2 separate regions of the Mus musculus genome follow, and region 1 is linked to region 2. The links are chromatin loops, found by intact Hi-C in ENCODE. Cell type or tissue: left cerebral cortex. All regions are shown on one strand. Each heading gives the region's core, and the rest is flanking DNA. Links, peaks and the distances in the headings are about the cores only. Region 1 has its middle 48 kb from the start of Gm23950. Region 2 holds the start of Orm2 (orosomucoid 2).

Region 1 (15,669 bases), core at 4,338-12,337, 1.1 Mb before region 2:
CAAGCCTATGCATATAAAAAAGACAGCATTTCTAAAGGCAGTTACACAGAGGAAATGTAAGCCAATTTCCATGTTGAGGAAACCATGAAGACCTCCAAAGTAGTCTGGAGAGTAGAACAGTGATTTATTTATTTTGCTTGTAGCTAAAGTAGATAGTCGTGCCTCTAGACAGATTTGAGTCTTGATTCTAGGCAAGATTCAGAAATAGTCTTAAGAACTTCTCGGGGGATTTTAATGATTGGTTATTGTATTACACAGGGTTCTCTAGAGTCACAGAACTTATGGAATGTCTCTATTACGGGAATTTGTTGTGGTGACTTAAAATCTGTAATCCAACTACCCCAACAATGGTCAGCTGTGAATGGGAAGTCCAAGGATCTAGTAGTTGCTCAGTCCCATGAGGCTAACTGTTTCAGCTGCTCTTGTGTAGATTCCAACAGATGTGCTGGCACGTAAATTCAAGCAGGTGAAGAAGAGGATATCTTCCTTCTTCCAATGTCCCTATGTAGGTCTCCAGCCAAAAGTGTGGCCCAGATTAAAGGTGTGTACTACCACGCCTGGATCTGGGATTTGTTTTGTCCCAGGCTCATTTTGAACTCAGAGATCCCCTTGCCTTATTCTTCTGGGATTAAAGGCAAGTACTACCTTGCCCGGGCCTATGCTTTTCATAGCCATTATGGCTGAAGATCTCCATGCCAAGATCCAGGTCAGAAACTTGTGTCTTCCAGTCTCAATATCTGGGTTACAGATGAGGCCTCCATTTCTGGATTGTAGCTCATTCCTGATTTAGTCAAGTTGGCAACCAGGAATAGCCATCACAGTTACATCTAGAAAGAACTGATACAGACTGGGTTAGAAAAAGAATACTTGTATATGCTCAACGTGAGATAAACTCCAGCAGAGATTCCTCAACTCTTATTTACTTGCTCAGTTCTCACCCTTTTAGAGGCACAGTAATTTTTCAAAAAAAAAATGATAATGTAATTGCAATGTTACAATGATGATCTAGAGAATGGAGAGATGGGTTGGTGGTTAAGGATACACACTTCTCTTTCAGAGGGCCTGAGTTCTGTTCCCAGTACCTAGATAGAGAGGACCTATGATTTCCTGTAATTCAAGCTTCAGGGGACCAGTACACACTGTGGCATCTGCAAGTACCTGTCCTTACATGTGCATATAGACTCACCCACCCCATACCCTCATACAGAGAAATAAATTAATAAATCATTGTTAAAATGATGATTTACCACAGTGGTATACTGCCTGCAAGATGATCTAGGGCAATGGTAACCCAAAGCTTGTGGAAGTAACAAACAAAAATTTGGTGGGAATAAGACCCACTCCACAGGATGGAACCAATAATTAACAAGGTTTGGATGATCCAGAGAGTTGATATCAATGGATAAAACCAAATACTACTGATATTTACAATTAAAAATAGAATGGAAAACCCCACAAATGAATAAACAAGAAACATCATGATAAAATGGCTCTTAGTGATAATATGTATACTCGTGTATCAGTGTCTTACTCAGTCATCACCAGAGAAATTTCCTTTTACAGCAGATGAGAACAAATACAGAGACCCACAGCCTGACATTACACAGAAACTGAAAAACCTTAGAAAACTCGGCCCTAAATATGACGTCTCCAGCAAATCCCTCCTTTTAGAATCCAGGGAACCCAGTGGAAAGGGGACACACATATTGTAAAGAACAGAGGAGATTTATGAAAACAAGACAACCAAGTCTTCTAAATCTACAAGCTCATATGAACTTAAAGGAACTGAAGCAGCATGCACAGTGCCTGCACGGGTCTGTACCCAGTCCTCTGCACATGTTAGCTTCCAGCTAAGTATGTTTATGTGGAAATGAGTTAGTCTCTGATTCTTTGCCTTTTCTTTGGCTCTCTTCCTTCTGTTGGTTTGTCTTGTTTAAACTTTGATGTGATTTTTTTGTTTTATCATATTATATTATATTATACATATTTTTAAATGAATGAATGAATGAATGAATGAAATGAATGAATGAAATGAAAACCTAGCTACTGTAGTAAAGGTTAACAACTGAACTGTAATTTATACCTGCTGGGATAGAGAAAATTAGTTTTCGCCAAGAGAGTGACACTGGACATACCAGCCACTCAAGTGCAGGTTTCACATTCCGTCCACCATATAATGGACTTCACAGTTTGTGTGTGTGTGTGTGTGTGTGTGCTTATTTGGTTATATTTTGATGGTTTAGGTTGTGCGTGTCTGTGTGGGTCTACATGTCTATGTGTTTGTATGTCTATGTCTGTGTGTGTGTGGTTTTATTTTGTTTTTGTTTTTTGTTTTACGTGGTTGTTGTTATATTGGGTTTTTTGTTTGTTTGTTTGTTTGTTTGTTTGTCTGAGAAGTTAAAGAGTTCTCATACAGAGAAATAAATTAATAAATCATTGTTAAAATGATGATTTACCACAGTGGTATACTGCCTGCAAGATGAGCTAGGGCAATGGTAACCCAAAGCTTGTGGAACAGTATATAAGGAGTTACAATGAGAAACATGGAAAATGATAAAAACCACACTGTAGAACATTGTGGATGAGTGAGTTACACTGAAAAGCACATATGTGAGAAATGCACATTGTAGAACATAGTATATCAAGGAGTTACAATGAGAAATATGGAAAATGATAAAAACCACACTGTAGAACATTGTGGATGAGTGAGTTACACTGAAAAACACATATGTGAGAAATGCACATTGTAGAACATAGTATATCAAGGAGTTACAATGAGAAACATGCAAAATGAGAAAAACCACACTGTAGAAAATTGTGGATGAGTGAGTTACACTGAAAAACACATACGTGAGAAACGCATATTGTAGAACATAGTATATAAAGGAGTTACAATGAGGATCAGGAAGAAATTGGAGGACATGAAGAATATGATCAAAATACAATTATATTTAAAATTTTTTCTAAAAAATAAAAAAGCAAACAAAAATATGCTGATCTGAGATGGAACTTTTTGTGGAACTCTCTCTTAAAAGAAGGGAAAATAAGGTAATTTCTGAAAGAAGATTAAAATATTTGTTCAGTTTCAGATCCAAATTAGTACTTCTATTCTAAGCCATAAAAACTTATGCTGTCTCACAAGTGTGGTATTAGGGGGTGACTAAAGGAAGTAACATGGACAAAGTGCATGGGTGTGAAGCAAAGGACTCCTTCAGTAAAACAAAAATATGAATCATCTCCCCAAGTCAGCTGACAGAAGCCATGTGACAAATGTATAGCCATTTGGACATAGTAGGGGTTCTTGGTAAGTCTTACAGAGAAATGTTTTTCTAAGAGGAAACATTAAGCCAGCATGTACCTTTGTATGATATTATGTATTCTAGTAACATATGAAAGATCTAATGATGAGCTTAATTCTTCATAGTCTATTCTTCAATGGAGCATTATGTGTTCACAATATGAAATTTAGGTCAATTAAAATATGATATGGAAATAGCTGACTTCTGTCGGTGAAAAAGAGCCAGAACGTGCACTTTTTATGCCTAACTCTTTTTTCTATTTCTTCTTTAAATCACGCTCATCAAGAGAGAATAGTTTATCCAATTGGATTTCAACAGAGCTGAGGTTCCTGTTTTCCTATTAAATATCTATAGAATATAGAAATGCTTAGCTCTAGATTACTTAAGTAGGAATAGTAAACCTCTGACATTTTGCCAGGTGTTTGTTGTTTCTTTGAGATGGGGCCTCAAGGACATTGCTTAACTAGCTTTGGAATACAGATTTTTTCTACCTCAACCATCCAAGTACTGGAATTACAGGTAACTTTATTTGTTTCTCTGTTATGACATATACATATATGTGATATAAATATATATATATGTATATATATATATGTATATATATGTATATATACATATAATTAATAAAATAACTTTAACTGTCAAGGGTCAAAACAATCCTCCACATACAATAAAAAACATTGAGCCCAAAATTCTATAAAATAGAATTTGCTACCTCAGTTCGTGGATTCTTGGCTCCTACAGTAGGAGCTTCTGAGAGGGAAGAAATGTGCATTATTGCCAAATTCAGAATGCTTTAGAGATGAGGATATACAGACATGAACCATCCAGCTTCTATCCTCATCAGAGTCTATAGTGCTAAGTATCTTCATCACTTCTTTATTGCTTTGACAAGATAGCTGATAAAGGTTTGTTTGGGCTCAGTTTAAGGTATACCCTGTCCATCAGGGGAGGGCAGGCACAGCAGCAAGAGTGGCTGTGGGTTGGCCACAGAAGCCTAAAGGAGCACTTTGTATCTGCAGTCAGGAAGCAGAGAGGAATGCTGCTGCTCCACTCCCTTGCTTTCTCTTTTCTTTGTCTTATTTAGTTTAGGATCAGAGCAAAGGGATGGTTGTTCTCCCATTAGAGTCAGTCTTCTCACCTTTGTCAAACCCCTCAGGAAACACTTCTAAAGGCAGACCTGAAGATGTCTCATTGTGGTCCTAAATCCCAATATGTTGGTAATAAGGATTAAACATCACACTGAGTGACATCCATGAGAAGACTCATGACATAGTGTGAGTCTAGGCAACTCAAAAACAGTGAAGACCCTGACTTAACTCATAAATCAGGGGTGGTTTCTGGCTTTACCACCTATCAGCTGTACCAAATAGTTACTAGCAGTCTCCTCTTCAGTTGGAATATTAATATCAACTTTAGTGAATCACTTACAAGGCTATAGGATATGAATAATGTTTTCTGAAAAAAATCTTAGATGTTTCTATTTTTATTATTGTTTTAATTATTGCTTAAATACTTAACTCACTATATTGTAATACTGTACTTAAATATTGTAAATATAATATTGTAATATTATTACTTAAATATTTAACTCACTATAAATACTAATTGTATTATTTCACCAAACAAATCCTAAATATGAGTGCATGTAAATAGTTTTGCTGGATGCTCCAAAAATAATAGATATTAACAAAGGTAGTATTTTACTTAAATCAATTTGAGGATTGCTATTATTTATAGAATAAAAATTTGAAATCTTTCATATAACATCCTTAGACATAGTGTGTTGCCCCTATTTAAAAAGTATCAACCCCCATAGAGACACAAAATATTAAGTCACACTATGTTCCTAAACTTTGGTCCACCTATTTTTATCTATAGTATGCTTATGATTAGTTGCCTAATGTTTGGCTCTCTTGAAATTTTAGCTCCTTTTGGGTATGAATTCAAGCCTAGTTTGCAAACCCATTGTATCCCTGAAATGAAACAGAGTATCTCATAGTAAAAAGTCTGTTGCTTTGATCTAGATCTTGAATGTTCCCCCAAATTCCATATATAAAGTGTATGATGGCCATACTACTACAGGAGGTTGTGGAAGCTCTGTTGCTTAGATCATGTGAATCGTGAGGTCATCAGCATCCAAACCCCTTCCTCTTCTCTCTTTACTTCCAATCCACCATGAGGTGAAAAAGCTTCTCTCAACATAGCTTCCTGTGATGATGACCAGTTTTACTCCAAATTCTATGTGATGGAATCACGTGACTATAAATTATCCCACTCCTCCTCCAGATCATGAGCTAAAATGAGTCTTTATTCCGTATCTCAAGCACTTCTCTTGCCTTGCCACTGACTAAATATTGGGTAGTAATTGGGTTTTAGAAATGAAAGATTCTATGACAGACAAAGTTATTCTGTGTGAAAAGAACTTAGAGAATGACAACAGCCTTTAAAGAGAGTGTAACCATTAAACTTGGCTTTATAGCCAGCCTTACAAAACAATACAAGGACAGAAAAATAAATCATTCATGGAAGTCCTAAGTGTTTTTAATGTGTTTAATACCCATTCTTTATCTGTAAATTTATCTACTTATTTCCCACTATGTAGCCCTAGCTGGACTGGAACTCATCATATAGAAAAGGATGGCCTTGACCTCATAGAGATCCATTGTTTTCTGAGTGCAGGGTCTTACTTGACATTTATACCAGAGAGAAGTTACATCCGGGCTATATAAGTAAAATCATCTGCCAAACATATATAAGACACTGAAGTGAACATCTATCTTTCCCACAGATTCTGTTTTATATGATGAAGATAACACAGAAAAGCTTTTAAACTATAATGATAAAAATTGATTGAAAGAAGAGTAAGTAATGTAGAATAAAGAGGAGATAAAAATGAAGGTAAGATGAAGAGAGAAGGGGAGAAGTTAAGAAGAAGATGCTAAAGAAGAAGAAGAAAAAATAATTTCATATTCTTTGTCATGAATGTAAATCTTGATATATGTGTGTATATAACTTTATATAAATACTATCAGAGTAATTAATATTTTCCTTACATTAAAGAAAGAAGAACTGACTTCCATACAGAAAAAAAAATCCCTTTCAAAGCCATAGGATAATATGAAGTTTATTTTAATGGTAACATTTTGATGCACTGACTACTAAAAAGCATTTATTTTATATCTATAATTGATAAATGCAACATTCTGTTCTGGGACTAATACAACTATGTTTTAAAAAGACAGTTATATCCCAGTAGAGCATTCACTGGGATAAAGCATACTGCAGAGACCTAGCTGGTGGTATCCATCAACAAGGGCATCTTTGCCTTTCTCTTAGGAAGACTAAGAGAAAATAGGAAAAATAGTGGTCAATTTCAACACCATGGGTTTCTCTTCACTTCATCTTGATGTGTAATATACTCTCGTGCAGCTAAGCAATAGAAAATTGAAGGTTTCACAAGCTAAAATGATTGAGTGGTGAGACTGCAGATTGGAGCCAGGAAAATATCAAGGCAGAATGGGGCTGTGCACTTGGACTTTTGTTCATAATTGCTGCAACATGCTGATTTTAATACTTAGATGATATCTATTTAAGACATAGCACCCATGCTATACCATGAGTTAAAAAAAATAAAAAACAATTTTTCCACTGTCTCCTCAGCTCTGCATTCAATAAAACAGACCACTTTATGAGTATTTTCATCAGGGCCAGAAAACACTAAACATTATCCTACCAACTACCATCCTGACTTGGTTGTCAAACTTTCATCAATATTTCATTGTACAAATAGCATCTATGTGTCAATCATAATTTGTCTCTCTGTAAAGGGGACAAAAAGGTGAAATGATGTTAAAGACTTCTGGCAACCTGGGTGATAGAGCACCAATAGCTTAAAACATGGCAGGTTTGAACCAAACTACAGATGCTGGCTATGCAGTGCCCCTCAGATTTTCAGAAAGTTTCTTTGCCTCCTTAAGCCTCAGATCCTTCTTATGTAGAATTCATTGAGTAACAAAATGCTTATGTCTTCCTGTATATTGAGTGCAAGTATGAAAACCATGAAGCAATATAGAGATTCTCAGTGCTAAATCAGCACTGTTCCTATGCCTGTGAGCCACAAATAGAAAGAATTAACATATTTATTTATATTTTTTATATGGAATCTTGTTAGGTTTTTTTTTCTGCTTAAATCATAACTTTGAGTTTCTTGGTGTTATTTGATTGACATTCTTTGCAAACTGTTCCCATATTTACATTAATACATACTCTAATTTCTAATTCTAACAAGTGACATTATGTTTTATAAAAGTAAACTAAACACAAAAAGCATAAGTCAATTTACTTTACAATATGAATAAAGAACTTATTCAGAAGGTTCATAGTAGCAGGGTGTGTGTCAGTATGTTATGCATTTAACATTAACTGTTCCTGCTACAAGAGCATGGTCTATATCAGTAATCTATGGACAACTGCAGAACCTTCCTTGTACCACCAGAGAGCAGTAAATAGCCATTATTCAAGATTTAAAAAATTGCCCTGTAATTGCAATTGGTTCTTTTCCTCTATACAGCATCCTGGCAAATACTCAGTAAGTCTTGGCTGTCCAAATTGTTAGATGAAGTTACTGAAAGAAGGGAACCCTTTGCCAGAATAAGTCCTGTAAGCTTATTGGAGTTGCATAAAGGGGACATGCTTTTCAAAGTAAGCACACAAATATTATCTCAACACTGCTTTTAAGGGAAGAATTAGTTGAGACACACCTAATCACAAGACTTGTCCAGTATCACCCAATGAATTGACAGCATAGCTGGAGCCAGAGTTGTGGACCCTAACTCATCTGTGAGTTAATACGCAAGTATCTGTAGAGCATTCTGGAGTCATTCTCACCCTGTACCACTGAAATGGAGAATACATATTTCAGAAAAGTCTCTCATGCTGAGATTGATGAAGACCTCTGAGCATGGTGCTTCTATTTGGATATTGCCTTGGTGATCCTGGGATTACTGCTTCTCTCAAGAGACAAATAAGTAGGTAACATGAAAGGGAGTTATTAAAAGAAAACTTAAATGCATTTTTTTTCAGGGATATAACCATGGTGCAGGAATTTGATAAGTTTGGACACAGTACACAAAAGACCTCCAGTAGAAATTAACTGTATTCATCCATTCTCATTTTCTTGTCTCAAGAAAAAATATTATGGCACATTTTAGCAAGCCAACTGGGTAATTGTACACAAAATCACAAAGTTGATTGCAGTGGGGAAAAAAACTGTAATCAAATTTTATTTATTTTTTGTTTTATAAAACATATTCCAGAAACACAGTTTTGTCCTTTGGATTATATGCCTAGCCATTAGAACCTGAACCATCTCCTCTACCCCAGAAATTGCCTTTTGATTCACCCCCCAGAGGTCTTGTAAAGGTAATAGAACAAAGCAGAGTACCTCAGAAAAGTCAAGGCACCCTTGGAAACTTTAAAATCTGTTGATTAGCATCTTCTGGGTAAATTTCTTTTGTATTACAGACATCAAAGACAGTCAGAAGAAATCTAAGAAACTGATGCCACAGCACTTGGGCATATGGGCTTGTAGTACAGAGGGAAGACACTCTAAATACTTGCAGAAAAAAAAAATCTGCCTGTCTGACATAAAGTTCCAAGGAAAGGAAGGACATTCAAGACTCCTAGACAATGACACATAGCATTCTGCTATCAACTTGGCCAGAATTATTTTGCCTATCTGATATATGATAGGTTTGAGAAGCTATTGTGGGAGTGGGTGGGTTAGGGAGCAAGGGGAGTGGGGAGGGAATAGGGGACATTCAGGGAGGAAACTAGGAAAGTAAATAGCATTTTGAAAAGTAAGTGAGCATCCACTTCTGTATTTGCCAGGCACTGGCATAGCCTCATAGGAGACAGCTATATCAGGGTCCTTTCAGCAAAATCTTGCTGACATATGCAATAGTGTCTGGGTTTGGTGGCTGATTATGGGATGGATCCCCAGGTGGGGTAGTCTCTGGATAGTCCATCCTTTCATCTTAGCTCCAAGATGGAACACAGGGTCCCCAATGGAGAAGCTAGAGAAAGCAACCAAGGAGCTGAAAGGGTCTGCAACCCTATAGGTGGAACAACAATATGAACGTCTCAGGACCCCCAGAGCTCCTATCTCTAGCTGCATATGTAGCAGAAGATGGCCTAGTCGGTTATCACTGGGAAGAGAGGCCCCTTGGTATTGCAAACTTTATATGCCCCAATACAGGGGAATGCCAAGGCCAAGAAATGGGAGTGGGTGGGTAGGGGAGCAGGGTGGAGGGAGGGTATAGGGAACTTTTGGGATAGCATTTGAAATGTATATAAAGAAAATATCTAATTAAAAAAAGAAAAAGAAAAGTAAGTGAAGAAAATATCTAATAATTAAAAAAAAGAAAAGTCTTTTCAAACTTAGAAGGGAGGCATGAGACGAAGTGGCAAGAGGGGCCAGCATGAGTGGTGAGAATGAAGATTAGTAGCAGGTTCCAGTAAGAGCATTTTGGCAGATGAAGGCAATAGTGAAAAACTACCTGACAGCATGTTCTTGCTTTAACGTAGCGCTAGGGCTGAATTCCTTACTAGGTTCCCCCGAGATCTCATTTATTAAGGTTGATGTTGTTTTGCTGTTTCTCAACTCTTTTGGAAAGTGATAATGTAGTCCAAAAATTCAGGGTACCTTTTCATTTTATAGTTGTGCATGATAGAAAGAATAAACTCTATCTATCCCACCAAAACTCAATCTCCGAGAGAGATGTTAACTACCACTTACTTCAGAGGCAATATGTCTCCTGAGTCTCATTTCACTGGGCATCTCCTATGTCCCCTGCTCCTGAGGCCACAGGAAAGTCTCATTAACTTGAATTTTACATAGTCACTATCTGCACCCCCAAACTCAGGCCCTCATATTCAGTACAGTTTCTATTCATGCAGAGGACTTTGCACTTCATCCCATTCCCCGTCCTGAAATGTACTCTTCTTTCCTCAGCTTTAGCATAGATGTCACCTCCCCCTACAGTCTATCCTGACTCACTTACAATGGTATGCCTTTCTGTGCCTGTCCTGTACTTTCAGAGAACCTGCTTCTCCTGGAACACCTGTCACAGTGCCTTAAAAAGCCTATTGTTTGCCTCTGCTTCATAGCACAGAAATAGATTTTAGCAAATAGTTTGTGTGGGTAGATTGTTCTTCATCATCCAGCTAATTTGTAGATTTTGAAAAAAAAAACTAACATATTCTCATGAAAGGATTAGATAGATAAACAAATATTTTAATGAAGTGCTGCATACAGCTTATCAGAATATAATGGGTGGCATTGGGGATATGAGCTCCAGTGAAACATGTGACCCTTTGGTTCCGTGGCAGCATGAGACACCCTAGTTCTGTTTCTCAATCATATTCCCACACCCTATAATTGCCCAAAGGTCAAGTGAGGTCTGCCTGAGGAGGGAGCCCATTTTCTTCTGGAAAGTATTCGCTGCTCCTATTTTGCAGTCTTCTGCCTCTGATGTTGTCAGCAAAGCCAGGAGCTTCTGGGATCTCTATTAGTCCCAGACTGCGTGAACAGACTCTGGGACAGAGGCTGCAGCTGGGAAGAATGTCCCTGGTGTGAACAGAGCTGCTTTGAAGATATATGAAGAAAACAGGTGGCATTTTTCTCCCATGAGAAGGCCAGGCAGCCAGGTGTGGAGGGAAATAAATGACAGCCAAGCTTGTATTGTCCCTGAGAATTGGTGGACAATGTAAAAAATTGAGCCTGAAATTTAAAGGTACATGTTCCACATTAAATACTTTTACTATTTAAATAACTTTAGACATGGAGCCTATATTTTATAGCTTTTTTTAAATTAGGATAATACAAGTTGTTAACATAAGTGTTCTATAAATCAAGTGAAGTGACCTACAGTATCTACTTATAAGATTTATGAGTCTTTAACAGTCTATCCTCCATCTCTATCTGTCTGTATATCATCATCTATGTATCTATCATCTCTGTATGTATATATCTATCTAATATCTATTATCTATCTATTTATCTATCTATCTATCTGTCTGTCTGTCTGTCTGTCTGTCTGTCTGTCTCTACATATCTATTCTCTATATAAGATGTTTGAACATATCCTCTAGACTTTAAGCACAATATAATCTCAAAATTCTTAAAACCAACATAGGACCAAGAACTCCATCTTCATCTTTATTTCATGTAGTCAATATGGTGTGACTGTGTCTCTAAGGCAGGGCCAAAAATGTACATGATTAGAAGGCTGTTCACATTATCAGGATTCAGCATACATAATATCCACAGTATTATCCACTGATAGAAAAGTATGCTTGGTTATCTAAGTTTGTGGACTAGTATCAGCTCATGCAATAACTGATATCCATGTCTCTCTGCTGTCAGAAAGAGTGATAGTAAACAAACTCTGGCTCTTATTCATACCCACTCTACCCTCATCCAAATCTACCATCTTCCAGGATGGGAGTTATTAATGACACAGATGAGAATGATATGTCTTGTTGCCATTGGAAAGCCCAGGGCCCATATCTCCAGCAAACAGGCCCAGGTTCCCAAATCCTAATGAAAAAGAGCATTTTCTCTATATATAGCATGGGACTATTTGTGCATGGAGTTTCCTCTTGGGCCAATGCTATGGTGCTGCTGAGGACTGGCTAACCTACAAGTGCTTCAGTCAGTCATCACTCTTTTTCTTTTTTTAATGAGCACATAAAACTCCTCAGTCAACTGAAACAGGAGCCATGCCAAGCCAAGCTTTCTAAAAATCTTGCTTAAAAAAATTAAGGGACATCCCTTAGATTTTACCTTTAGGTATAGAATGTTCTGAAAGTCTCTGATCTTATCTCATGTTTTTAATGTATTGAGTACTTCATGAATAATAGAGTACAGATCACTGTGTTTGTGCCTTTACATTACCTAGTGCTAATCTCTTGCCTGGTAATAGCTTTCCACTCCTTGTGTAAAAGCAATCCCCCTATTTACATTAATCCTGGTCATTCTTATATATATATATATATATATATATATATATATATATATAAGAATATATATATAAGAATATATATATATATATATATATATATATATAAGAATATATATATATAAGCTTATTTTCCTTGTGGCTTCCAATAACTCACCCATAGGGATGTATGAATTTATTTATTTGTAATACTGAAATGCATTGTATAAAAAGTCTCCCATGGTTATGGGTGGGGGAAAATGGAGGAACAGGAGGAAGAAGAGAAAGGGAAAAAGCAAGAGTTGGAGAAGGGAATGAACATAAAGAAGGAATGAAAAAAGGAGGAGGAGGACTAGGAGGAGGAAAAAAGAAAAGTAAAAGATAAGACTTACAAATTATAAAAGAAGAGAAAAAGTCTGCCTTGAGTGCCATGTGTTTCCACGCCTAGGCAACAGAAATTATATGTACCTGTGTCTGGGGTTATAAATGTTTTATACACTCTGTGGTTTGGGTGTTGAGTTAATATTTTCTAAATAAAATGACAAATAGAAAGCATAAAATGGGCAAAATGAAGACATCCAGCAAAAAGAAACTAATGCTTCAATCCAAAAAAAAAAGAAGAAGAAGAAGAAGAATTAGTTCTCCTATCAAGCTAATGGTGCTATGTAATGATATTATTAAGTAAAAGTAGGTAGGAGCAAACAAAACAAAGCAGAGAACTGAGGAAAGCAGACTACACATGAGTGCTATATGATTCCGGCAACTTCAAGTTCAGCATGAGCAAAAATACTGGCAGCTATAGACTCTGAACGTGGAGAGGGCTGATCACTAGAAGAGGGTACTGGAGGGGCTAAAAGCAGGCCTTCTTGGGAAGATGCTGCCTCATACCTTATCTGATTCTGACTGTACTTATATACTCGATTTATGGAAATTTTACAAGGCAAGCACTATTATTTATGCACTCCTCTATGTTTACAATATACTTCTCTGGGCTGTTTTTAAAATTTCCTCAAACAAATCCTTCTGGGAATTATTCATGTTCATTTCATTTCAGCAAAGATCACTAAGTGCTCTGGTGTGCTCCAGGGTAATAGACAGTAAATTTAATGTGATATAACTCATATTATTTTCAGTTCCAAACTAGTCCTTACTGGTTTGAAAATTAATGACATTTACATTTACATCTCCCTCTCTCTTTCGCTTCCTCCCTCTCTCTCCTCCCTCCCACCCCACACAATCTCTCTCTCTCTCCCTTGCAGTTCTCAGCAAAATAGTTGTAAATCACAAATGACTGTGGTGTTAGGAGAATGTTTTTCTGGGCCTGATCGACCATCCACATTCTGAAATGTAAAAAGAAGCTAGTCCATTTGCCTTGGGTGATGATGTAGACAATCCCAATCCTTATTTGTGAGTGGAGATTGCAATTATTATCCAAGAGTTCCTTCATTTATAAAAATCAAAGTAGTCCATAGGTACAAGTGTCCCCTTCTGAGGTGTGTAATGGATAACTGTAGCAAATGCAGCAGGACATTTTTCTGACATTCAGTACTGGATTCTTCTTGGTCAAAGAATCATTACAGATGTTTCCCTATCCTCTTGCTTCAGAGGGGAGAAAAGGTCAAAGTAACTCTAAGAATAGAGCAGGAGAGATCTATGCTTCTATTGAAAAAAAAAAAAAAAAACGAAAGATCCTAACTGAAGGAGATGCAGAAGAAATAAGAATGTCTGTAGCAGTAGTACGATTGCTTTCAACATTGTATTTTCTTTTACTTTTTATTAGATATTTCTTTATATTTCAAATGTTATTCCCCTTCCTGGTTTTCCCTGAAAAACTCCTATCCCGTGTCTCCCCCCCCCCCCCACCCTCTCACCAACCGACCCACTCCTGCTTCATGTCTTGGAATTCCCCTACACTGGGGCATCGAGCTTTCACAAGACCAAGGACCTCTCCTCCCATTGATGTCCAACAAGGGCATCTTCTGCTACATATGTGGCTGGATCCATGAGTCCATCCACATGTACTCTTTGGTTGGTGGTTTAGTCCCTGGTTATTTGTTGGCTCATGTTGTTTATCCTATGAGGCTGCAAACTCCTTCAGCTCCTTGGGTACTTCCTCTAATTCCTCCATTGGGGACACCATGATCAGTCCAATGGTTGGCTGAGAGCATCCACCTCTGTGTTGTCAGGCACTGGCAGAGCCTCTCAGGAGACATCTATATCAGGCTCCTGTCAACAAGCACTTTTTGGCATCCACAATAGTGTCTAGGTTTGGTGACTGTATATGGGATGGCTCCTCACGTGGGGCAGTCTCTGGATGGCCTTTCCTTCAGTGTCTGCTCCACACTTTGTCTCTGTAGCTCCATCCATGTGTATTTTGTTCACCCGTCTAAGAAGGACCAAAGTATCCACACTTGAGCTTCCTTCTTGAGCTTCATGTGGTCTATGAATTGTATCTTGGGTATTCTGAGCTTCTGGGCTAATGTGTACTTATTAGTGAGTGCATACTATGTGTGTTCTTTTGTGATTGGGTTACCTCACTTAGGATGATATTCTCTAGTTCCATCCATTTGCCTAAGAATTTCAGGAAGTCATTGTTTTTAATAGCTGAGTAGTACACCATTGTGTAAATGTACCACATTTTCTTTATCCATTCTTCTTTTGAGGGACATCTGGGTTCTTTCCAGCTTATGGCTATTATAAATAAGGCTGATATGAACATAGTGGAGTATGTGTTCTTATTACATGTTGGAACATTTTCTAAGTATATACCCGGAGTGTAATACTTGGGTCCTCAGGTAGTACTATGTCCAATTTTCTGAGGAACCACCAAACTGCTGGTTCCACTGGCAGTTAGCATGTAGAAGAAAACAAATCAACCCACTCTTATCTCCTTGTACAAAGCTCAGGTCCAAGTGAATCAAGGATCTCCACATAAAACCAGATACACTGAAACTAATAGAAAATAAAGTGGGGAAGAGCCTTGAGCACATCGGCACAGGAGAAAATTTCCTGAACAGAGCTCATGCTCTAAGATCAAGAACTGACAAATGCAACTTCAAAATATCAAAGCTTCTGCGAGGCAAAGGACACTGTCAATAGGACAAAATGGTAACCAGAAGATTGGATAAAGATCTTTACCAACCCTACAGTGGATAGTGGGCTAATATCCAATATATACAAAGAGCTCAAGAAGTTAGACTCCAGAGAAACAAATAACTATATTAAAAATGGGGTACAGAGCTAAACAACGAATTCTCAACCTAGGAATACCAAATGGTTGAGAAGCACGCAAAGAAATGTTCAACATCCTTAGTCATAAGGAAAATGCAAATCAAAACAACCCTGAGATTCCATTTCATACCAGTCAG
Region 2 (15,669 bases), core at 2,512-10,511:
CCTGTGGGTCAGGGCCTGGGAGGCAAAAGCAGGGCACAAGTGTCTTCTGCTGGGAATAACCACAGACTGTAAGAATATCTGCAGGAATAGGAGCAGAGAGCCCTGCTCAGACCGTTACAGCTTCTGAAAGGAGGTGGGAAGGGGTCTTGCTATGTAACCCAGGCTGGCCTGGAACTCATGGTAATCCTCCTGCCTCAGCTTCCAAACCCGATTCAGTGTTGTGTAGTCACTGTCTTGAGAGGCTGAGCCCGTATGCTAAGAGGGTCACCCTCATAGGTAGGTTACCCAGATGTGCTTGTGGAATATGAACTCAGAAAGATGTCAAGGCTGTTGTTACTGGACTGTACAGCCCGATCTTGTGTCTGCAGACACAAGCCACTCCACCCAGAGCTATCGGCGTCCCGATAGCTCTGTTCGTTGCTCAAATGATCTCGTTTCTGTCTCTTCGCCACTCCAGCCAGGCCATCAAGGATCTGCAGGCGGAGGTGTCACGGCTCCGCCTTCAACTGGAGGACAGCCTGCACCGGCCACACCCAGACGGCCCAGCCTGTGTAGCTTCTGCTTTCAACCACTCCACCCAGACCCAGGAAAAGCTGGGTTCCTCACCCTCCTGGGGCCCCCACTATGGCAGGTAGAAGCCCCACCCCAACCCCTACCTCTGTTCCCTATAGCATTAGCCAGTCTCTGGCTCTCTGGGCACAGGGACTCAGACACTATACTCTCCCCTCCCCCCAGCATGGCCACTGGTCCATTCTCAGGCTTTTCTTCTCACATGTATTTAATTTAAGGAAGGGTGCACATATGCCAGGGCCATATGTGGAGGCTGCCTCCAAAATCTCATCCGGTGACGTCATATCTCTCTTCCTTGTTGCTAGTAAATCCACAGAGAGGCTGTCTAGGGAGCCTAATGGTGTAGAGCCAGCTGAGCCAATGGGAAGACGTCGAGCCAGGTCCTCTTCGGTGCCTCGGGATGTACCCAGACTGTACCTAAGTAAGTGACCAGAGAGCAGAGACCAGGGCTGTTTTCTAGGGATCCTCGTCAGTATGTTGGCTCTGTGGTCTGAGAACCTAGAAAAGCCCTGGAGAGGTCTTCTGTATGTATGTTTGATGCTATTGTTTTGCTCTGGGACAAAGCACATCTCTAGTCCTAGCCATGTAGACTCTGCCGTTACCATGAGGGTTGGGACTGGGGGATTTGTGTAGATGCTCACCAACCTCCATTGCAAATGGGACACCGCAGTGAAGAGTGCAGGTTCCTCACGGGCAGAGCAGAGCCATGGAGTTTGTCCCTGGCCAGGCTGTCACCTGCTCTGAGGAGATAAAGTGACAGCAGACTACATAGAAATAGCAGTGCCTACCTCTTGGGGTTGCTGCACAGGCATGTGATAGCCACAGGGCTCCAGGCTGAGAATCAGGAGGTGCCCTTGGTCCCCTGAGAAGACTCCAGACATCGCCCTGAGCCCCGCCCTCCACGTGAGCCCCACACCTGCCCCCTCTGAGGCTCCACTCCCACCACAGGTTCTGAATCGGAGTCGCCTGCCCCTCGGCTCTCATCTGAGAAGAGCAGGACCTTTGAGGAGCACCCCGAGGCTGCACAGTGGGGGACAAGACCACAGAGCAGCTCGAAGCGGAGGGAAAGAGTTTCCTTCCGGGGTCAATACACAGGTGAGCTTGTGCACACTCAACACACGCTCAATCACGGAGTCCCATCCTCAGCCCTTGGCTGATATTTACCGTGTGTGTGTGTGTGTGTGTGTGTGTGTGTGGGCATGTGGTTCATGTGCTTGTGTGTCCTCATAGTCTGCTGTCTTTCTTGATCACTCCCCACTTTATTTACTGAGGCAGTGTCTTCGTCTGGGTCTCTGTTGCTGTGATGAAACACCATGACCAAGAAGCAAGTTAGGGAAGAAAGACTGTTCATCCCCCAAAAAGGACGAAAGGAAGGAAATCAGGGCAGGAACTCACGCAGGGCAAGATCCTGGAGGCAGGAGCTGATGCAGAGGCCATGGAGGGTGCTGCTTATTGGCTTGCTCCTTGTGGCTTGCTCAGCCTGCTTCTTATAGAACCCAGGACCACCAGCCCAGGGATGGCAGCACCCACCGTGGCCTGGGCCCTCCCCCATCAATCACTAATGGTGAAGATGTCTCACTTGTAGCATGATCTTTATAGAGGAATTTCCTCAGTTGAGTCTCCTTCCTCTCTGATGACTTTAGCTCAAGTCAAGTTGACACAAAACCAATCAGCCACTACAGGCAAGATCTCTGACTGAACCTGAATCTCACCAATTCATGTAGTTCAGGTGACTGTCTTGCCCTGGGTGTCCATCTCTCCCGCCGAACCCCTGCCTCCTGAGTGGTTGGATTCTAGGTGGTCACTGTACCCACCCACCCACCTTTTATAGGAGTGCTAAGGATACAAGCTGGTCTAAATATATGGGTGTTGTAAGGACTTTATCCACTGAGTCATCTCCAGCCTCAGCCCTTGGGTTTTTTGTTTTTGTTTTTTGTTATTGTTGGGTTTTTTTATTTGCTTGTTTGTTTTCACCTCTGTCCAGTGGAATTTCAGGAGCTTAAGACCATACTGGGATCAGCCAGGTACCTCATAGAATGGAGAGCTTTCCATTGGCTGTCTAATATAGACCCGTTCTGTCCTTAACACAGTTCCAGAAATTGGCCCTTTGATGTCCCCCTTTCCAGCTGTTTAGCACCCAAGGAGAGACGCTCCTGATCCCTCAACTGAGCCTGGGGCAAGGAAGGGACAGTGATAACTCCTGACTCATGACACTAGTCATGACACTTCTGCCTCACCAGCTTCCACATCCTGCCTCTGCTGCATGCCCCGTCGCTTCCACACACAAGAACTGGCAGTTGCTTCTAGAAGCAGAAATGCAACAAGAAGCCAGGAGGGGGCAGTAGCAAACAGGCATCTGTGTGCACACATGTGTGCAGTGGGTCTATCTGTGGGGTTTGCTTTCACATGTGCACAGGAGATAGGCAGAGAGCAACTAGTAAAACCACTGAAAGAGAAGAGAGACAGTGAAACCAGTCCCTAGTTCACACAGGTCTGGACACTGATCTTTCTGGATTCTTCTCCAGGCCAGGAGTACCACATTCTATCCCCAAAGGCCATCCTGAAGGACAGTGGCACACCGTCCTGTCCCCACTGCCATCCCATTAGGACCCAGGACACAGGTAAGAGACAGCATTTTGTTCAGTGGAGGCTTAAGCCTCTCCCCACTGAGAAGTTTTATTAGAGCTGAACACAGACTATTTTATGAGAGGAGAGTAACTTGCTCAAAGGCACACAGTTTACAAGTGATAGAGCCAACATTTGAACTCAGGTCTTTATGCTCCGGAGCACTGGCCCCTCCCCACCATGGATCGATGTCCTGACAGACTTTCCAATTCACTCATTTACTCTCTTGCTCAGTGCCCACCAGTATTGTCTCCAAGGAGCCAGCATCAAAGCAGAGTGGTCAGGGCCAACACAGACCAAGGCTGTGGGCAGTTCCCAGAGGATGTGCTGGCCAAGAGTGGCCTGAAAAGCAAGTCTGATGCTCAGGCAGGGACCACAGTGGATGTCTGAAATGTTCCTTTGACCTTTCACTGACCCAGATTTCCCTCTTCTGGACTCCCATGAATACACTGAGGCTGTCTCAAAGGCAAAATGGGCTTGTCATCTGGATGGCCTGGGCCTTCCCTTGGCAAAGTACTGCCTCGTGGAGCCTCTGTTTCCTCTGCTATAGAGGGGAGATGGGGAGAGTGGCTAGCCTGGTGAGCTGCTAGGCACTGTGGAGTGATACATTAAGTCATTAGTGGCTAGCGTGTGGTCAGTGCCTGCTTACCTCTTCATGGTTACTGTGCAGTGTCCTCCATCAGGCGGCCTGGGTGGTCTCTGCAGGGGACCCGGGTCTGATAATAGAGTGCCAGTCATTGTCTGCAGACCTTTCCCCCTCCCTCTCTCTCTTCCCTTGCAGGCAGTGCTGTCTCTAGAGACACCACACGGGGCTCATCTGCCGCTGACACCCTCCGCTGTGCCCTGTGTGGTGAAGTCAAGTCCTCTGCAGAAGCAGATGGCTCCAGCTCAGGTCCCTCTGGTAGGAATGAGCCCTCAGCATCTTTCTTCAGCCACGGGGCTTGGCCAGACCTTGGGGATGCTGTAAGCTCCGCTAGAGCAAAATAAATGCAACAGAGGCTCAACATCCCAGAGGGATGCCCTCCCTAGGGTGGTCCTCCACTGCCCATCAGCCACAAGTGCAGGGGTAGCTGGCTGACCCACCGTGCTTGGCTGCATCTAAGTCCTCATGTAATTTCTCTGTCTTTCCTTCCCTTGCAGAGAAGAACACCCCCAAAAAGCCTTCCACCCCCATCCTCAAACGGAAGAACAGGCAGACGGGCTCGCCAGTACGAATGGCCCCTGGACTCTGGTACCTGGCTGCTGCGCCCCCAGCCCCAGCCCCACCGGCTTTGGCCTACATCTCCTCAGCTCCCATTATGCCTTATCTACCACCCACTGTGTGAGTCCCCCCTTCCAGCTGCCCCATGCTACCTGGGTACCCGCAAAAAACCACCCCAGCATTCTTACATCATGTCAGGATGCTGTGAGCCAGGGGTAGTGTCTTCCTGTATGGAAAATGGAGTATAAGCCTGACATTCTTGTAGTCACTCAACAAACTCTCATGGGACAGGCTTCTGGGTGCTTGGGGACCCAGTGGTGAACTAGACTAGCAAGAGGGCCCTGTCTCTGGAGTTACAGCTTCTTGAGGACCTAGAACCATAAGCCATCTTTCTTTCCTAATGAGTAAGCCTATAATAAGGTGTGTGTTTGTGTGAGTTTGTGTGTGTATGTGTGTGCACACGTGTGTATAAAGTAAGCATAGTTTCTATTCCTTCTCCCTTCTTTTTTTCAATCAATTCTCATTAGTGGGATGGTTTTGGATTTAGGAGAATTGAGTGCACACTACACAGCTCTCCCATGCACTGCCCCTCCCCCACAGCCCATTCCCATGGCTGTGTTCCTATGCAAACCCGTCACTAGGAGAAAACCAACTGGAATGCTTTAGTATTAGCCGAAGCTTGCTCTTTTCCTCTAGCATGCTTGTTTTAGGCCTGATGCCCATTCTATTCCGGGGCACCATCCAGGATCCCCTACATTTCATTGGCAACTTGGGCTCCTCTTGGTGGTGGCAGCTGCTCCATACTGCCCTGTCTCTGTGACTTTGGCATGCAGGGGCACCAGCTAGATGGATTTGGTCTTAAGCATCACTTACCAAAAAGGCGGAGAGTGGGCATGGCAGCCTGGTGACATTTCAGGAATTGGCTGTACCAGAATCCCCTCTCTTATGAGTACTATGGCGGAAGCAGAGGAGTGTTTCTTTAAGCCTCAGTTTCTCTATCTGTTCAATGAGGAAGTGACTCTGCTAGGTCCTGATGTGTGAGGATTAAGTGAGACACTGTCAGACCCCACTGGGATATGTGTGGAGTCTGTCTTGTGACTCCAGGAAGTGTCATGACTGACTAAATGGAACATTAGCCACCCCCCCAAGCCCCTTTCTAGTCTTAGCCTCAGTTTCCTCCACTGTAAAGTGGGCCTGTTGGGCTGCAGTGTTACCAATAGACAGCCTCTGTGATTAATGGGGTAGTAGTTGGCTCTGTAGCAGCTGATGCCAGCAGAAGAGAAGCCCAAGGCACCAGCAGGCATGAGGGGTCAGGCCTGAGGTACATTTTCTTCTGCCTTCTTGCTTGAGTCCTGGTGGGTCCCTAGGGCCAGCCTTTCTTCGTGTCCAGACCCTGGCTCACGTGGTATGGACACCTGCCCACGTTTCCTGTCCTCGGGCTGGGGAGGTTTGATGTCCTTTAGCAACCCTATGGTAGCCTCAGCATTCTCTACTTGTCTCAAGACAAATCTTTACAATCTGGGCCTGGGGGGCGGGGGGGAGCTCACCCCAGTGTGGTGGCCCCAAGGAAGGGACAATTGAGTGGACAGCACTTGGAGAATGACTTTGGGCTCATCACTTTGTCTCTCTGGCCTGTTTCTTCTTCTGAGAAACAGATACTCGAGATGATTAGGTGAATATATGGGAAGCCATGGCTTCATCAAGCCTTCAGGTCTTGTTAGAACAAGCCATACCTTGGTTTTCTTCTGTCTGGGCAGCAGGACTAAGCTTGCACCATGGTTGAACCAGCAATCGCAGTGGTGCTGTGCTGCCACCTGCTGGCCAGATGCAGCCCTGCAGCTGACTGAGGCTCTCTAATCCAGTGCCTTCAGGGAAGGCTTGGATCAAGCTGGCCCTCCTATGAGCTGCAAGGATGGAAGCCACAGAGAGCCCAGGTTCTCCCTCAACGAGGGTGTCTGAGCAGCTCTGCTACCCCCAGGAAGCCCAGTCGTTCATTTTGGCACCTTCCATCAACACCTGCCATCTGCAGATTGATGTTCCAGATACTGACTTCCATTGCAGCCCCAGAGTGTACACTTAAGGGGGTCTGATTGCTATGTCAGAGGCTGGAATGAACTAGTCGTGCCTACACCTGCTCCAGGGCAAGCACTCACACATATACTCTCCTTCATCCCTCCCAAGTTTGTTTCTCCACAGTGGCCTTGGACAGGAGAGGAAAGAGCAGGGTGTACAGTAGACATGGAACCCATAGCTGGTGGCTTTGCCTGACCCTTGCCAGATCGTATGTTCTTCCTTCTCTCCCCAGGTACTATGCAGCCCCAGCACCTACCTCAGCCCAGACAGCTTCCCCGCAGCCTGCTCGGGGACCTCGGAGAACCCGGCACTCAGTCCAACTGGGTCTGAATGACCTGGAGGAGCTGCAGGCCGCACTCAGAGAGGCTGCACAGGCCGCCGAGAACGTTCGCTCCACCACCCGCCAGCTGAGCCGCTCCCTGTCTGCGGACCTGCGCCATGCCCGTAGCCTGCGAGGCTCCTGCCTTTTCTGACTCCCTGGAGACTCTGAGACTAAGTAGGCAGGCAGCCGCTGTTGTTTCCCAGTCAACAGTCTCCTGGTACCACTGATGGCTGGAAGATGTCACGTTCCCCTCCCCAGGAGTGCCACCTGATTCATGTGGCGTATTTAAAATGGAGAGACATTGGCCTAGTCAGGAGTGGATGAATGTCTGGGGGCCAACTCTGTCTAACAGGTGTAGTGATCATGGCTCCCTCTGTCGAGTCAGAGTCGCTGAGACTCCTCCTCGTCCCCCTCCTGCCCATGTGCTTCTGCAGCTAATAATGTGGCTCTTACTGGACAGAATGTCTTTACACTGGGGAGCTAACTTGGGCTTGGACCTGTCTCAGAAGGCCAGAGAGGAAAAGAAAAGTCTAGGGTCTCTGAAGCATTTTGGACACTGCCTGTGATAGCTACTCTGAGGCAGGCGTTGTCAGGGAGAAGAACTAGTTAGGGATTTTGTTCCTAGTAACTAGTGGGCAGGGGTAGTACTTGGGGACCCATTAATGTCTTGGGGCTGAGGCCTCAGCTGACGCACGCCCAGCTCTTCTGTGGTTACAGAAGTTTTTCCCATGAGCTCATGGAGTAGAAGCTGCTCATGTAGGCCAGGAAGCACCCAGCAGCCTCAGACATACCCACTATGTCTTTGGCATCCACTTAGGACCAAGCTACCTTGCCAGGCCCTGGCCTGAGGCTGATAGACCAGGCCGGTACCCGTTTCCCTGTCCCATAGCAGAGTGACCTCAACATTTCTGGGATGTGTGTGTGTGTGTGTGTGTGTGTGTGTGTGTGTGTGTGTGTGTTATCACAGATTGTTTATATATTTGAGGCATTTTTTAAAAATCTATTTTTGTTATAAAACAAATGAAGGAAAATAAATAATGAACTTAAGAACGGGCAAAGAAATCCCCAAAGCTACCTGTGGCTGTGCTGTGTATCCAGAGCCTGGGGTTTCTAAGGCGAGGGTGCAGGCAGGGAAGTGGACACCCAGCTAAGGTCTCCCCCAGGGTACTTGCTGCATATCATTCCAGAGTCTGCCTAGGCTTCTGCTCACATCTGTCTCCCCTGCTTCTCCTGTCCTTTGCCTGCAGAGGCCAGATGAGCAAGGCCTGTCATGAATTCCCAGGCCAGAAACAGTGGGAGACACTCAGCAGGAAGTGTGTGACAAAGCCTCAGGCCAGAGTCTCCTTCCAGAGACTTCCATGGCACCCTATGCCTGTGGCCAGCTTGACTCTGGGCATGCGTGTGGCAGTGACTGTGACTCACTCTGCCCCAGTGCATTGACAGACAGAGCAGGGTGCTTCATCAGGTGCCTTTCCTGGTTCTGTGACAAAATAACTGAAAAAAGCTAATGATGGTGGGCTCAGGGGACACAGTCTACCATGGCACACTGCATCCAGTCAGGACAGCCATAAGCTTAGCAGGCAGAAATGATTTATGGGTGCTCAGCTTGTTTTCTGCTTTTGGTTAAATGGGGGATCCCAGCCCAAGGAATGTCACTGCCTACAGTCAGGGTGGCGGCTCTCTCTGGAAATGTCCTCACAGACACACATGGCGTACATCCCCTAGGGGACTGCCAATCCAGTCAAGTGTAAAGATGATCTCAGACCCTGTCTTTGCCACCGAGTGGACTGTGCCTCAGGAACTCCGGTCACAATTGTGCAATCGATGTCAACTGGCCTTTAGGGAAGCAGTGTCATCTCACAGTGTCCCCCATGGGCACCTTGAGGAGTCTTCCAGGGGACATCCAGACCCTCTAGCTGAGGCCTAAGTCTACCATGTCGCCTAGCCTTGGCCTTTTATACTGTGACCCTGTTAGCATCAACCTGTACCTTCCTGCCTCCCAGTCACCTCCCTTCCTGTGATTATAGTGGCCCCTCTGAAGTGAAGGCCCTGTGACAGGAACTGTACACCTTTGTTCCCCTCCCCCTCTCACTGCTGCTTGGGTCTCCTGCCTTGTCTTCCCCAACTGTGCCCTAAGTGTTTGGAGATTCTAGCAAGAGCATCGGGTTCTGACAGTACTTTCTAGCCTAACTCAGATGCCCCTTCCAGGAAGCCCTCTTAGATTCCCTGGGCAGGGCTTCTTGGACTTAGCTAAGGCTCCACTCAGGACTCTGCACAAAGGGAGGGAGGGAGGGAGAAAAAGGAAAGAAGCAAAGAAATGATATTGACTGTGTCAGCAAACCTTTATTGTGGCAGAGACAGAATCAAAGTGCACAGGAGGGGTGGGGTTTGGTGAGCCTGTGGACAGCCCTCGGAGTTCAGAGAGCTGAGTTCATGCCTGGCCTTCCTCAGGATCTTTCTTGGTCTCCTTCTCCAGCTCAAGCTGCTGCTTCTCCTGCTGACTGCACCTGTCCTGGAAGATATCAGGGAGGAGAGCAGAGTGAGTAAGCCAGGTGTGGTGGCACACACTAGGGTTGGGGAATACTGAGGCTGGAGGATTGCTATGAGTTGCAGTAGGGTAGCCTGGGCTGCAAGGTTAGATGCAAAAACAAAACAAAATAGAACAAACAAGCAGAACAAAAACCCTGGCAAAGTATGTAAGCTCTGAAGTCAATCATCAGAGTCCATGAGAAAATGGCTGGAGTGAACACTGCCCACAGTTGTCCTCTGACATCCACACACATCTTATGACAAGCTTGTGTACACACACACACACACACACACACACACACACACACACACACACACACACACACACTAGCTATGAGTACATTTCTAAAGGGGGGAAGCACAGAGGTTGGCCAGAAGGGCAGGGTTGTGTCAGCACGCTGTATCTTGCATCTACCATGGCTCCCCTGCAGATCCAGGACTGTTGTTCTCAGCCTTCCTAGAGATGGGAACCTTTTCCACGGTTTCTTGTGTTGTGGTGACCCCCAACCATGTTTCCATTGCTCCTTCATAACTGTGATTAAGCTACTGTTATAAATCTGAAGTATATGACATGCAGGACATCTGACATACAGACTGAGACCCACCCTTGAGAACCACTAGTCTAGGGTAAGTTGTCCCTCATCTCTGAGCTCTGGTTTATTCACCCCATTGAATGTGAACAGAATACCGCAAACGGGAGGCATTTTCGGAACACTTGTGTCCACAGGTGCAGAGTGAGACTACTGGCCCCACTGGTTGGGGGGGGGGGGGTGAGGAAGTCATGCTGTGAAATGGCTCAATGGCAGTGTCTGTATGCAGGCCCCTCCCCCGGGGAATCCTGGGGCTGGTGATGCCAGGAAAGGCTCAGGTGACCAGAGAATGGAGTCACAAAAGTATTGTGTATCTCAGACTACATGCAAGCTGATTGGTTGATCCCACGGCTTTACCAGGGTGAAAGCCAAAGTTTATTTGGCCTCTCCCTCAGCACAAGGTTAGACAGAACATCAAGAGGTTTCCGCATGGGTCATCCCCGCCTGTGATTGGGCTTGTTGGAGTTGGGTGGCATGGAAACTTCAATCACGACTCCTGCTTCGATAGGTAGTGAATATGAAGGGAGAAACCTGGCACCCTGGCACTGGCTGTTCCCTAAGTGACCCCTCCTGATCTTCCTCTTATCCTCCACAAGCTTTCCAGGACCTCCTACTTAACTTCACCTCCCTGAGGCTCACTGCCCATCTAGGATCTCTGTGATCTCAGCTCTCACAGTAGGCAGGAGAGTTATTAATGGCAGGATACCTGCCTTGCTGAGCTGCCTTAACCGGAAGCTTGCCCTCTCTGAGCCGCTAGGGTCACTGACAATGGGAGCACTGCTGGGGTGGTATCATACAGCCTCCTCATTTACCTTTTTCCAGTCGACAAATATGATTTCTGATTCATCCATGCCCACGTGTGTGACAGCCTTCTGGAATACTTCCCGCAGCTCCGGGGTGATATCTGGCCTTTTTGCTGCAATGGAGAAGGGATCCAGGATTGTGCTGGCTAAGGGTCCAGCAGATGGGAAGCCAGGTAGGGATGTGGGATGTGGGTGGACGATCAAGAGTAAGGCCAGTGGAGCTGGGGACCAGGTCTGGGAGGACCCTACCATTGAGGGACAGTCCCCGTTTCTTCTCATCCTTCAAGTCAAAGGCAAGCATGAAGGCCCCATGCATCTTCAAGACTATCAGGTCTGCAAAGATTTTTACTCCTCCTACTGCAGGATGAAGGGCTTTGTGAGTCACTAGAATGATGCTGTGGTCCCCATCCCCAAGGGAAGGAAGCACATAGCTATGGACAAGTGCCTGAGGCTCCCTGTGGCTGCCATGTGCTCAGCCTCTGTTGGATGCAGCCTCACTTCTCATTCTTCATAAGTATGGAATGGCTGGGGCCTTGGAAAGGGCCCTTGGTGGTGTGGCATAGTTAACACTTCCCCTTAAACATTAAAACATTGGCTTAGGGACAATTAAAACCTAAGAGTATCTAATCTGGCCCACCAGTATTCAGTTGCCCTCCCCCCATGCTGTCCCTGGTGACCTGGGGATTTGGCTGAAGTCACTGGTTTCCCAAACCATGGGTTTCCCCTCTGAGCTCACAAAAGATCATAAGAATGGTCAAAGCAAGTCTGTCCTGGCAGCTGGACTCCAGTTTGAAATCTACGTCCACTTACAAGCCTCAGAGAGTGACTTCACAGACCTAACTCCCCTGTTCTGCTGCCCCCTTGTACCCTTGCAATACGCTCCCAGAAAGCCGTGAGTTCCAACCCTTACCATACTTGGAGAGGGTCCCATTCTCTCTCTGGATTCCTAGATGAGTGGAGTTATAGACACAGTGGTCATCTCTAGAAAGCAAAGAGACAGAGGACAACTGATGGAGAGGTGATCTGACTAAACTGGGGTGGGGAGTGGGCAAGAGGCAGGTAAACAAGAAAGCTGTCCCCATTCCAGAAGGTGGGTGGGGAGGCCAGGCAGATCCAGTTTGCTCAGGTCTCTAGGCATCTGGGAGTGGAGGCCAGGGCCAGGGTGGGCTGGCTGTTACAAGAACTCACATGGTGTGATACTCTCGAAGCTCCATCGTGTCATTTATCAAGTTGGGGGTAAGGTTAAAAAATACCATCTGCGTCTTTTGAATTTCCTGCCGGTAATCAGGGTTTAGGACAGCCGCACCAATGAAAAACCATTTGTCAGAGAGCTGGGGAGAAGCAGGCACACAGATGAGTAGGGCTTGTAGTATGAACATTGCACTCAGCCGTGCTGTGGGGCAAGCAAGCAATGGCTTCTGAACCATACATGGGAAGACTGAAGCTCAAATGGGCAACTCAAAAATCAGCCATCCTACTGCTCTGTCCCCTGCTGAGAGACCTCAGAGTGATGCTTCTGGGTTTGGAGGCAGGGGGTGCCACCAGGTCTCCAGGAGAGGAAAGGGCAGTACCAGGAGCCCAGAGATGAGCACAGACATCAGGGAAGGGAAAGCCCAGAGGAAAGAGTAGCCTCCTTAAGTGCTCACGTCCAAGTCCTGGGCAGGCACTTACCCAGCTCAGGGTCTCATTGGTGATAGGGTCGCCTATGGTGATGTTGACATGTTCTGGGTTCTGAGCTTCCAACAGCGGCAGGAGGCTCACCATGACAAGAATCATGTGCAGTGCCATGCTTAGGACACTCAGAGGCACCAGGGCTTGGAAGAGATAACTGGTGGATGGAGGGTACAGTGGCTTTTATAATAGATGTGGCGAGGGCATGGGACTGCAGCCAGGGCCTCTAGAGCCCTGGCACATTCTCCCCAGCACTTGGGAAATGTCTTGCGCAAAATGTTCTCTCAAGCCAGCTTTGTGCAGCTCCCTCGGCCAGCCGGCCCTGACACAGACTCCTGCCCTACACCAGAGTGGCTGATTCATGGTCAAGGTGGATACTGGGCTAGCCTGATAATACTTAGATCCCAGTCATGGGTCCCATACCTGTCTTATCCCATGAAGCTGCCTAGCAGGAGTGAGACCTATTCGTTTATCACCCCTCCAAGGGGGCTATGAAGGGGTCCCTGGTCAGGGTTCATAGTGAACTTAGAAGACACTTAGGGGCTCAAGTTAAGGGCCAAGGACAAAGATGGATTAGTTTCCAAAGGAGTGTGATGTTCCTGGGGACCCCTATACAGCCTAGAGGCAGCCGAATGCCCAAAAAAGAGGGGTGAATCTGAGTTGAAAATGTAGTTCAGCAAAGCTCCCAGTATTTACAGCAGGAAAGGATCTGTCTAGAATAGTGTGTGCCCAATCCAGGGTCTGTGCACAGGATCCAGTAAATATCTGGTTCTAGTTCCTGCTTGATAGATATAGCCTGATCTTTGTCTACATAATGAACACTCTCGAAACGTATTGCTAGGGACAGGCCTGGTGACTCTTGCTGAGGCACGGAGTCATTGCTAGGAGTTTGAGATCACAGTGAGCTCTTTCAAAACATCAAAAGCACCAAACATATTAGAACACACTCACAGTTGAGTAATCTACTATTTCTCATGTTTCTGTGTAGTCAGGGTTTTTGTTTTAATGATAAGTAACTTGTCATTCACTTACTGTGTTCTAATTTCATGAGAACCTTCTTTTATCCTGTGGCATTTTGTATTTTATGTTTCCCCTCTTGATAAGTATTAGAGCAACATATTGCCTTTAAAAATTAGTCTACCAACAGAAAAGAAAACAAAACAAGACATGAATCACCTCCAGTATCATGTGTATAAATGTTTCTAATGGCATTATTCAAAGTAGCCACAAACCCCAAGCTCTTAAGTGCCTACCACCAGGAAAATGAGAAATGGGTTGTGACATTTCATGCAAGCATGGTGTTGCTTAGCAACAGAGAGAAATGAACGACTGATAGATTTGACCATACAAATGCAGCTCGACAACATTATTGCCAGCAGATCGCCCAGAGGTGGGGTTGTATGAGCCTGTTTACAGGGCGTTCTAGAGGCTCCAGACTAATTGTAATGATATTAATCAAGTTAGTGACAGTGATCACCTAGGGCAAAAGGAAGGGGCCACAGATGGTCCTGAGAGCCCCCTGCCGTGGAGTGGGCTGTACAGGGCCTAGGAGAACTTGCTGAGCTGGAGCCCCAAAACATATGTGTTTTGTTGTATCTATACAGTCTTAAGAAAGTTTATCTCTTCCCAGAGGAGAAAAAGCATAACCATGAGGAGCCCAAAAGCACCAATGATATGTTCTGTCCCAAGTTAGCAGTGCGCCAGATATCATAATCTCTCTGTTTGTGCCTCTTTGTCTCTGCTATGTCTCTTACACACAGGCGCACACGTACACGTGCACATAAACACATTTGCACACACTGGCAGATATAAATATCTATTTTTGTTATAAAAGCAAATGATGGAAAATAATGAACTTAAGAAACTGATTAGATATCCCCAAAGCTACCTGTGGCTGTGCTGTGTATCCAGAGCCTGGGGTTTCTAAGGCGAGGGTGCAGGCAGGGAAGTGGACACCCAGCTAAGGTCTCCCCCAGGGTACTTGCTGCATATCATTCCAGAGTCTGCCTAGGCTTCTGCTCACATCTGTCTCCCCTGCTTCTCCTGTCCTTTGCCTGCAGAGGCCAGATGAGCAAGGCCTGTCATGAATTCCCAGGCCAGAAACAGTGGGGGACACTCAGCAGGAAGTGTGTGACAAAGCCACAGGCCAGAGTCTCTTTCCAGAGACTTCCATAGCACACTATGCCTGTGGCCAGCTTGACTCTGGGCATGCGTGTGGCCATGACTGTGATTCACTCTGCCCCAGTGCATTGACAGACAGAGCAGGGTGCTACATCAGGTGCCTTTCCTGGTGAGGAAGGACACAGTCTACCATGGCACACTGCATCCAGTCAGGACAGCCATAAGCTTAGCAGGCAGAGATGATCTGTGGATGCTCAGCTTGTTTTCTGCTTTTGGTTAAGTGAGGCATCCCAGCCCGAGGAATGTCACTGCCTACAGTCAGGGTGGCGGCTCTCTGGAAATGTCCTCACAGACACACACGGAATACATCCCCTAGGGGACTGCCAATCCAGTCAAGTGTAAAGATGATCTCAGACTCTGTCTTTGCCACAGGGTGGACTGTGCCTCAGGAACTCCGGTCACAATTGTGCAATCGATGTCAGCTGGCCTCTAGGCAAGCAGTGTCATCTCACAGTGTCCCCCATGGGACACTGAGGAATCTTCATGGAGACTTCCAGGCCCTTTAGCCAAGGCCTAAGTATACCAAGACACCTAGCCTTAGCCTTTTAAAGCTTGATCGTGTTAGCATCTACATGAACCCTCCTGTCTCCCAAGTCACCTGTCTTTCAGTGGTTAGAGTGGCACTTCTGAAGTGAAGGCACCTGTGCCAGGAACTGGACACCTGCGTTCCCCACACCTTCTCACTGCTGCTTGGGTCTCCTGCCTCATCTTCCCCATCCATGCCCTAAAGTGTTTGGGGATTCTAGCAAGAGCATCGGGTTCTGTCAGTTCCTTCTACCCTGATTCAGATGCCCCTTCCAGGAAGCCCTCTCAGATTCCCTGGGCAGGGGTTATTGGACTTAGCTAAGGCTCCACTCAAGACTCTCCACGAAGGGAGGGAGGGAGGGAGGAAAAGGAAGGGAGCAAAGAAATGATATTGACAGTGTCAGCAAACCTTTATTGTTACAGAGACAGAATCAAAGTGCACAGGATGGGGTAGGGTGTGGTGCACATGGGGACAGCCCAAGGAGACCAGAGAGCTGAGTTCATGCCTGGCTTTCCTCAGGATCTTTCTTGGTCTCCTTCTCCAACTCAAGATGCTTCTTTTCCTGTTCACTGCACCTG

Evidence for each region. A loop is a pair of places that touch in the nucleus more often than their neighbours do. Peaks named below come from ENCODE experiments on the same cell type or tissue, not always from the same donor. Only the 100,000 strongest peaks of a DNase experiment are listed, where the experiment ranks them.
Region 1: a loop joins it to region 2, with 8 times the contacts of the local background. A loop is called at or near these places in 4 of 42 quality-filtered maps.

Annotation. Positions count from the first base shown.
Region 1 is chr4:64,484,917-64,500,585 of GRCm38, reverse strand. No RefSeq gene overlaps it. Among named protein-coding and RNA genes, the nearest start is that of Gm23950, 48 kb to the right of the region's middle. In left cerebral cortex, for the core only: a CTCF peak has its summit at 7,798 (motif pointing right); a DNase peak (open chromatin) is centred at 7,892.
Region 2 is chr4:63,359,319-63,374,987 of GRCm38, reverse strand. It overlaps Orm2 (orosomucoid 2), which reads right to left and starts at 12,539. Exons shown (of 6, transcript NM_011016.2): 1 at 12,385-12,539; 2 at 11,902-12,044; 3 at 11,624-11,694; 4 at 10,963-11,070; 5 at 10,723-10,826; 6 at 9,111-9,303. The coding sequence starts at 12,501. The coding sequence ends at 9,223. Akna (AT-hook transcription factor) reads left to right here. Exons shown (of 22, transcript NM_001045514.3): 16 at 458-631; 17 at 876-991; 18 at 1,519-1,665; 19 at 3,096-3,191; 20 at 3,977-4,096; 21 at 4,336-4,516; 22 at 6,702-7,865. The coding sequence ends at 6,942. Orm3 (orosomucoid 3) reads right to left here. Exons shown (of 6, transcript NM_013623.3): 6 at 15,482-15,669. The coding sequence ends at 15,591. In left cerebral cortex, for the core only: CTCF peaks have their summits at 2,910 (motif pointing right) and 6,222 (motif pointing left); DNase peaks (open chromatin) are centred at 2,906, 3,545 and 6,212.